Linked DNA regions of Homo sapiens: regions 1 and 2 are each linked to region 3. A link is a contact called in ENCODE Hi-C or POLR2A ChIA-PET data. All regions are on one chromosome and are shown on one strand. The core of a region is the stretch at or near the end of the contact, and the rest is flanking DNA. Distances in the headings are between cores, read along the strand shown.

Region 1 (2,938 bases), core at 185-2,684, 70 kb after region 3:
TCATGCCATGCCCACAGCTCCCGTCGCAGACCCCACTAACTCTAGAAGCTATTTTTGGATGCACTTTCCGGTTAACACAAGAAACTAAGTTCAAGAACACGGACCAGGCACTGGAAGGGCTGGAGTCTCCCTTTTAGCCGATTTCCTGCTTCCCATGGTCTCGCGGAGCTGTTTTAGAGTGCTTGTCTGAAATGACACTATCACCCACCGCCAAAACTGAGACAGCGCCCACCACAGTGGATACCTGTGTTCAAGACAAATCGAATAGAGAGATCACCTGATTTTACTGTCACCCCAAGAACATGAAGGAGTCAAAATTTCAGAAACTAATGATACAAGGCCACAAAGCACACGGTATTAAAACATACCTCTGTCATACACTTTGCTCGCATATTTGTTATTTACAAGGGGTATGTGTCACAACACTGCAATTTGAACATTTTCATAAAGACGAGGGGAGAATCTGCCATTCAGTAGAAGGGACCCTGAGGGAACAGGTGGTGCGTTTCTCTCCACGGCACGTCTTTGCCAGCTGGAGCCTCTACGAAAGGGAGGACTCATAAACTGCAACCTCAAGTTAAATTATGAGGCAAGTAAAAGGGAATTTTATGGGTCTTCCTAAACTGAGGAAGTTTAAGAGATATTTTTCTATTTTATCACCATGTTCCTAGTCCATTTGATTTTATGATGTCATATTTTAAAATAAAGGGATATTAATTGTCCAGGTAATCAAAAGTAAACCAAATAATTGAAATTGTTTTCTTTCAGGAAAAACTCTCCATTTTCCTGTGAGCTTTTAAAATGTAGGGAGAACAAGCACTTACTCAGGGTGCAGCCCCCCAACCTGATCCTCCTGCCCGCCCCATGCACCCTGAGTGGCAAAGGAAGAAGAGGGCTCCTGCCCCTCCTGGCTGGACCACCCTGAGAGGCTGCGGTGGGCGAGCAGTGAGGAGGGCAGACCTGGCTGTGCACGAGCTGCCAAACAGCCAGCACTTGTGGACCCTGTGGCTTGCCGTCTGGGGACATGCTTAGCCCCTGTCTGCAAAATGAGACAAGGAGGGGCTGGCAGCCTGCACCGGCACATGAGGTGGCTTCAGCTTGTCTTAAATGACAGGTTTCAGGCATGGCTGTTCTCCCTGTCCCTCCCATCCCCAGTCACTGTGTGCTTCTGATTTTATCCAAGGGGCACAGGCCTGAACAAGGGCCATAGCAAAGGGATGAATGAAAAGGTTTTCCATAAACTCCTACCAAATACCCGGAGAAAGTGGTTCTCCACAAATCCCCCCCAAACACCAGGAGAAAGTGTGTGATGAGGTGGACACTCACCAAGCAAGACCTCGCCTCTCACAGAGCCCCTCTGGCTGGTGCCTCTTGGGAACTGCGGGGAGCGCTGGCAGGCAGCTTCTCACTGCTGACTGCCAGGAATCTGGGCACGCACAAGGGACACAGACTGAATGTATTAACGAAGGTGGCAGTGACATATTCAACAAAAGGCCAAGAAGACCAAGTGAAGCCTTCAAAATCAGGAAATCAGCACGGACCGTTTGTGTGTTTGTGTGTGTGTGTGTGTGTGTGTGTGTGTGTGTCAGGCCACCTGGGTGATGGCCGAAGTTAACTGTGATAAGGCCCGGCCACCTCCACCAACATACACACTGAGCCTCCCCGGAACTGTTTTGCATACTCTGCCTCGAGCTCACAGTCATGTCCCTGTTACCAGAGAGCAGGGCCTTACAAGAAGTGTCAAGGTTGAGAGAAAGTGTGGGATGACATCTAGGCAACAAGACCACAGACAGGGCACCCGACCCCACCCATGCTGACAGCAACTCTCCTGGGCTCCCTGGCCAAAGGACTACAGGGAGGGGAGTAAACACCCAGCCAGGGCCCGACACCTCTCCACTGGCAGCAGCAGCATAGTGAGTTAAGGGGCCACCTCCCTAGAGGTCCTGAGAGCAGCACAAATGCTACCGTGGGAGGGTCCCCAGGGTGCATGCTGCCCTAGGCACCACCCCAACAAAGCCGTCCCGGAATCCATGCAGAATGTCTCCACGGACGAAAAAGGCAAGACACTCAAACAGACACTGGTACCCCCATGTTCACAGCAGCACTGTTTACAACAGCCAAAAGGTGGAAGCGCCCAAGGGTCCCTTAACAGATGAATGGATAAACAAGATGTGGTGGTGGGTTCATGCAATGGAATGGTGTCCGCCTCAGAAAGGAGGCTCTGGCACATGCTCCAACACAGATGAGCCTTGAGGACACGATGCTGAGTGAAATAAGCCGGTCACTAAAGGACAAGTACTGTGTGATTCCGCTCACGTGAGACACCCAGGGCAGTCCACTTCGTAGAGGCTGAATGCAGAACGGTTGTTGCCAGGGGCTGGGCATGGGGGAAGGGGGAGTTAGTGTTTCACGGGCACAAAGTTTCCGTTTGGGAGGATAAAAAGTGTTGGAGAGGAGGGCGGCGGTGATGCTCACAACAATGTGAAGGTATTGAATTCCACGGAACTGCACACTTAAAAGGGTTAAATGGCTAATTTTATGTTATGTATATTTCACCATAATAAAACAATTTTTTAAAAGTAAAGCACAAGATAGAACACGCTTAAGGTTATAAGGCTGTGTGTGCCAGTGGAGCACAGCTCAGCTGCTCAGTGTGACAGTGACAAGCCCCAAGTTAGCACGTGGTCCACTTCCAGGAAGTGGAGGAGTCAGAGCGCCCCACCCCTCATGCCTCAACCTTCAGAACTGACATGCTCAGCGCAGAAGGGCCACCCCTGGGCATGAGGGTAGACCATGGTGGTGGTCCCACACTGCTGAGCGTTCTTCAAGCCTTCCTAAACATCCCTGGATAAAAGAGACAGCATGAGAATCACCTAGCCTGACATGTGCCGGACACGTGCCTGACACGTGCAATGTTCCTTCAGTGATCTAAAATGAC
Region 2 (2,756 bases), core at 185-2,684, 81 kb before region 3:
ATATATCAAATTGGAATTCTCTGAAGCAATAAAAATCTGTACAGCTTTCCCCAGAATGTCCCATTTAAAATGAGATACGGTAAAACATGAGATATGGTATGCAACGATGCTCTCTACATTATAAACCACTGGGCACTAGGAGTAGGTCACATTGATGCTTTAACGCATTCTTTCTTTCTTTCTTTTTCTTTTGAGACAGGGTCTCACTCTGTCACCCAGGCTAGGTGGGAGTGCAGTGGCATGATCATGGCTCACTGCAGCCTCAACCTCCTGGGCTCAAGTGATCCTCCCACTTCAGCCTCCTGAGTAGGTAGGACTACAGGTACATGCCACCACACCCAGCCAGGTTTTGCATTTTTAGTACAGATGGGGTTTCGCCCACCATGTTGCCCCAGCAGTTTTTTTTTTCTTTTTTTGAGACAGGGTCTCTCACTCTATTGCCTAGGCTGGAGTGTAGTGGTGTGATCACGGTTCACTGCAGCCTTGACCTCCTGGGCTCAGGTGAGCCTCCCACCTCAGCCTCTCAAGTAGCTGAGACTGCAGGTGTGTGCCACCACACACAGCTAATTTTTTTTATTTTTTGTAGAGATGGGGACTCACTATGTTGCCCAGGCTGGTCTCAAACTCCCGGGCTCAAGTGATCTTCCTGCCTTGGCCTCCCAAACTGTTGAGATGACTGGTGTGAACCACGTGCCCAGCCATGTGCTGATGTTCTTATGGGTCATTACTTTCCCGTTTTCTTTTGAGATTCCATTCTGTGTTTCCTTTTCTTTTTAATCTGCCAAGGATTTCCTTCCACTTCTTCAGGAATACCAGACACCAGTGGCTACGCGGCTGAGGCAGGCACTGGCCAGGCCAGGGAAACATCATTCACGTCTTACTGTGTACTGTGGCCTTTCAGGGCTGACGTTGTCCTCGTGCTCCCAGGGAAGGACGCTGACGCTCAGAGGAGGAGGCTGGGACAGGGGTGGTGCAGGTCAGCCTGAAGACCGTTTCCAGCTCCTCAGGGAAACCTGAGGGCCACCCCAGGCACATGAAGGCAAAGATGGCCTCAGGACAGGCCATGGCTGTTAGGTTCCCCGGGCCTCCTGAACACGTGCCCTGTGCCCACTCTCCTTAGCGGTTACTGGCCTCAGGGTGTGTAGGGCAGGGTCCCCATGACGACCGTGTTCAGGCCAGTGCTCGCTCTCCTCACTGCCACTGTAACCCAGGCTCAACAGCGGTCTCCTCTGGCCAGGTGAGGTGCCCACTGTGAACAGGCAGCAATCTCCATGTCAACAAGCAGGGGCTGTCACAGACCTTTTGCAGAAAATACTGCCAACACTGGCTGATTGATTGGCGAGGGTACTTGATTTCTGATCCAGTTCTCACCTAGGAGTAGATTCTATTTACAGGGAGGCCCAATTGTTGGCATGTGGGGGTCACGGCCACTGCTTCCTTCCTGGCCCTCACCAGGAGGTGGTGCTGCTGAGCCCCTGAACCTGTGCTAGAGACTCTGCCTGCACTAGAAGTGGGCAGAGAGGATGTCCTGGAAGGAGGCGAGTGGCCACCATCCCCTCCCTGGAGAGGAGCAGACAGGGCTCTCCAGGCCAACAGTGTCTGCCAGGAAAAACCACCATGAGAAACACAGTCCTTAAATAACTGGTGTAAAACTGAGCAGTGATGCGTATCTGATGATGGACTTATTTACTCAGAAGCCTGTCCCAGAACCATCAGCACAGCTGACAGGAGGCAGTGGGAATTCTGGTCACCAAGCCTCTGGGCCCTTAGGGCGTTACAAAGCCTTGGACACCCGGAGGCTCATGGTGACCAGAAGCAGCTGCAAAGGACCTTCTAAGTTGGCCTGGGCTAAGGCTGAGTGTGTAGTGCCCTCTGCTGTGGCCAGGACAGACTGGGACAGGCAGGTCTCTTGTGTGCTGTCTCCTGAGAAACAGGGTAAGCTCCATCTTGTTGCCGTAAAGCAGCACCGGATTACTGACCTTGCAGCATGAACCTGTAACTCTGCTACTCTCTTTTGTGGCTTTCCAATGTAAACTTTACCTTCGGAACATGTTGCCTGCTCTATCACACTGGGTGTGATTTTACACACAGAAAGAAAGGTGAGGAAGTGTTTTCCCATCTCGTGGTGTAGCATGGAAGGGTAGAGGAAGTTTGGGTCCAGCTGGGAGGAGGCCGTCTGGCCAGCTGGGATACTTGCCTATGGCCAGGGTCATGGCCTTGAGCTTGCTCCGCACCAGCTTCACCACCATGCTCTTCTGCAGAGGCGTCGACCGACAGCAGAGGACGGAGCGGCACTGCTTGGCAAGGAAGAGGAATTTGTCCTCCAGGTTTTTCTCGAGAGCGTAGGCCAGGCTTCTCCCATCGATCACGAGGCTGGGTCTGCGGCCAGAGGCAGTGGACGTGGAGGGTGGGCAGAGAGAGGAGAACCTCATGCTCACTTTGCCCTTGGTCTTCTCAGGGGCTCTCTGGAGGCCTCTGGACTGCACGTAGCATAGGCACTGGTCTAGCAGGGCTGCACACGCCTCCTGAAAGGGACATGAGAGGACAGCGCAGTTCCCTCAGAGTCATGCCACAAACATCCCCGCCCTGGCTCAACACCTCTGGAGCTGACATCCTTCCGGGCTCCAGGCTGCAGTACCCGCCTGCCCAGAGGCCACCCTCCAGAAACTGTGAAGTTCAGCCGGAGAGGATGACTTTCCCCAGAGAAGAGACTGAATTGGTGGCCAGGCACCGTGGGTGGCTCACTCCTGTAATCC
Region 3 (2,700 bases), core at 101-2,600:
AGTTAAAGAGAAAAAAAGCATTTCACATTGTACGCTACCTTGAACAGAATTAAAACATCTTACTGCTTTGGCTGTCTTTTTACTTCTGGAATAAGAAATGATCATTTCCAACCACACAAAAAATTTTAAGTTTCCACACAATATAAGAAGATCTTTTTGGATAAATATTTCAGACTAGCCAAATTATTATCAACTTCATGGCATTAATTTATTCATTTAGATCAGAGGTTCGGGTGCGGTAGCTCACACTGGTAATGCCAGCACTTTGGGAGGCCAAGATGAGTGGATCACCTGAGGTCCAGAGTTCAAGACCAGCCTGACCAAGACGGAGAAACCCCGTCTCTACTAAAAATACAAAATTAGCCGGGAGTGGTGGCACATGCCTGTAATCCCAGCTACTTGGGAGGCTGAGGCAGGAGAATCACTTGAACCCGGGAGGCAGAGAGGTTGCAGTGAGCCGAGATAGTGCCATTGCACTCCAGCCTGGGCAACAAGAGCAAAACTCCGTCTCAAAAAGAAAAAAAAAAAAAAAAGATCAGAGTGCTGGTGCTGCACTCTCTGTACATGGTGATTTAATAGACTATAAATTAAAGGCAAAGAATCCATTATGAAGTCACCAGAATTTAAAAAAAAAATCTTCTTCGGGCCAAACTTATATTGCCATGAAATAAACACAGTTAATATGAAAAAACATGGTATGTCTCAAATAATCATATTACCTACAGAACTGAATTTCTATGAATATCCACACTTGTTAGAATTAAAAATTTAATCTAAATAAAGTTATTGTATTGTCAAAGTCATTTATTTCTGTCTTTCCTGTTACAGATTTAATGTCCTTCAAGAAAATTATGAGATTGTTAAATTTAAAAACAAAAATGTCTCAGTATAAATTATGAGCTTGTTGACTATCCTTGAATGTATAAGAGAAAAACATGGAAGCCTCTTTGTAAAGGCTTAAAACTGACCGATCTAATTACCATACCCAGGCAGCTGTCTTTATTTTCCACTTAGATGATAGATTATGCTGCCTCCTTCAATTCCACGGCCAATGTAGCTAAATTTCATTAAAGACTAACAACTTGAAAAGCTTAGGGAAAAAGAGACTTGGGTACAAAAACTACCTTGCAAATTATACTTTTTCACTTCTAGTTTTCCTGTGATAGAGACAATTTTGGAAGCATGTGTAGGTAGCAGTTTTTTAAAAAAAATATTTTGTCTTCTACATATTTGGACTTTTGAAGTCACTTTCTAAGCTTCTGAATTCTGTCAAGTAACTTGGGGTGGGACTGACTCTCCTTTGTAAAGAAAACCGTGCTGAGTCAGAGCCTGAATACACCAGGCCCCCCAGGGACTGGTCACAGTGTATTCACAAAACAGAGGGGAAACCCTGTCTCCGCCTTGGCATCACTGCTGACCTGACTGTGAAGGTACGTGTTTAAGAGCAGTGTTTGTCCAGCCTAGGAAGTTTCCATACTCCTTTTATCTTTCTTCCTTATTTGGAACACGCACCACTGTGCACACACACACGTGCACACATGTGCACACGCCTGGGAAGAGTCAGCAGCAGATCTTCCTGCAAGCCTGACAATGACTACTCCCCACAGCGCTGCACAGAGGACGTGGGTGTGGCTGGGATTGTGGGCACTCATCCAAACAGGTCCACCCAAGAGACAAACTGTTGGAAACTATTTTCTCAGTAAATTAACCCACACAGAAGTCACCTCTGGGACGGCTCTTCCCGACACTGACGTGTCCTCTGGGTCTGGACTCTCCAGCTGTTCTCAAGCAGGACAGCCCTGTCCCCGCCTCACCCCGGCTGAAATTCCAACACTCATCTGACATTTCATATCCCTGTTTCTGCTTTCTCGTCTACAGTTAGCACCGAAGACTTCAACCGTCTATCCAACTTTTCACATAGATCATGTAAGCACTATGGCAGGAAAGATGTTCCCCAGTTTTGATCAATGCACCTCCTAGAATGGCGTTAGAAACATAATAAATGCTCAGTACGTATCTGCTGAATGAATTAAAACTTACAAAAATGAGTCTTTGAAAACACTGAGTTTTATATAAAATTATCAGTCTAGGGATCTCCTAGTTCTGCAGAAATGACAAATGTTACAAATGAACTAGAAACTGCTACCCACAGAACATCTGAACGTATGCACCTTCGTGGCAGGGCTGCACGAATGTGCAGGTGAGAGACAGCAGACACCCCACGCAAAGTGGAGGAACCCGCTCCGAATCCACACTGACGGATGGGGTGGGGGAGGGGAGGCACCTTGGGAGAATCTCCTGACTTCACTTTTTCTGTTTCTCATCTATAAATTGGTGTGATAATCATTATCTCACAAGATTTATACTTAAAATTCTGTGAAATTGTGTTTAAAAATGTTTGCTCTACTACAGTTGTGGGAGATACAGTAGGCCTGGCGTGCAGGAGGCTGAACAAATGTGAGACATTGCCTGACAGTGTGATGCTCCACACGGGGGCCTCTCTCAATTCTTGGATAACATCCATTCAACTCCAACTCTTACATCAAATCTTTACGTCTCAAGATCTCTGTTTCTTTTGCCAGAAGTGAAATAGCTGGGTGATTTAAGGTCCCGGAGCCATCAGCCCGGTGTCTAGGCCTCGCCTTCAGATTCTGGGGTCTGGGTGGGCCATGCCCACCGCCTTCCGGTTTTTGTTGTAGC

Evidence for each region. Hi-C counts contacts between places; a loop is a spot of excess contacts on that map. ChIA-PET counts read pairs that join two places held with the same protein, here RNA polymerase II (POLR2A). Pooled maps may share reads with other maps.
Region 1: a loop to region 3 is called in a map of heart left ventricle, with 4 times the contacts of the local background. The contact joins two enhancer-like sites. A Hi-C loop is called at or near these places in 13 of 168 maps with a recorded cell type or tissue (Caco-2, PC-3, aorta and 9 more), 5 of 37 single-sample maps with no recorded cell type and 18 of 50 pooled maps. POLR2A ChIA-PET finds 5 or more read pairs at or near these places in 7 of 52 experiments (AG04449, CD4-positive, alpha-beta T cell, IMR-90 and 4 more).
Region 2: a loop to region 3 is called in a map of IMR-90, with 2.3 times the contacts of the local background. The contact joins two enhancer-like sites. A Hi-C loop is called at or near these places in 1 of 168 maps with a recorded cell type or tissue (IMR-90). POLR2A ChIA-PET finds 5 or more read pairs at or near these places in 2 of 52 experiments (OCI-LY7 and activated T-cell).

What each region holds. Positions count from the first base shown.
Region 1 is chr15:25,843,770-25,846,707 of GRCh38, forward strand. The region is part of intron 1 of ATP10A (ATPase phospholipid transporting 10A (putative)); the gene reads right to left. Among named protein-coding and RNA genes, the nearest start is that of MIR4715, 3.6 kb to the right of the region's middle. RefSeq lists an enhancer at 1,306-2,147. Within about 2 kb of position 1,435, at least 2 of the 41 ENCODE cell types and tissues checked have a DNase peak (open chromatin) inside an H3K27ac peak, as active enhancers do.
Region 2 is chr15:25,692,622-25,695,377 of GRCh38, forward strand. ATP10A (ATPase phospholipid transporting 10A (putative)) reads right to left here. Exons shown (of 21, transcript NM_024490.4): 14 at 2,198-2,525. Among named protein-coding and RNA genes, the nearest start is that of LINC02250, 120 kb to the left of the region's middle. RefSeq lists an enhancer at 2,559-2,756. Within about 2 kb of position 1,435, at least 2 of the 41 ENCODE cell types and tissues checked have a DNase peak (open chromatin) inside an H3K27ac peak, as active enhancers do.
Region 3 is chr15:25,774,066-25,776,765 of GRCh38, forward strand. The region is part of intron 2 of ATP10A (ATPase phospholipid transporting 10A (putative)); the gene reads right to left. Among named protein-coding and RNA genes, the nearest start is that of MIR4715, 73 kb to the right of the region's middle. Within about 2 kb of position 1,351, at least 8 of the 41 ENCODE cell types and tissues checked have a DNase peak (open chromatin) inside an H3K27ac peak, as active enhancers do.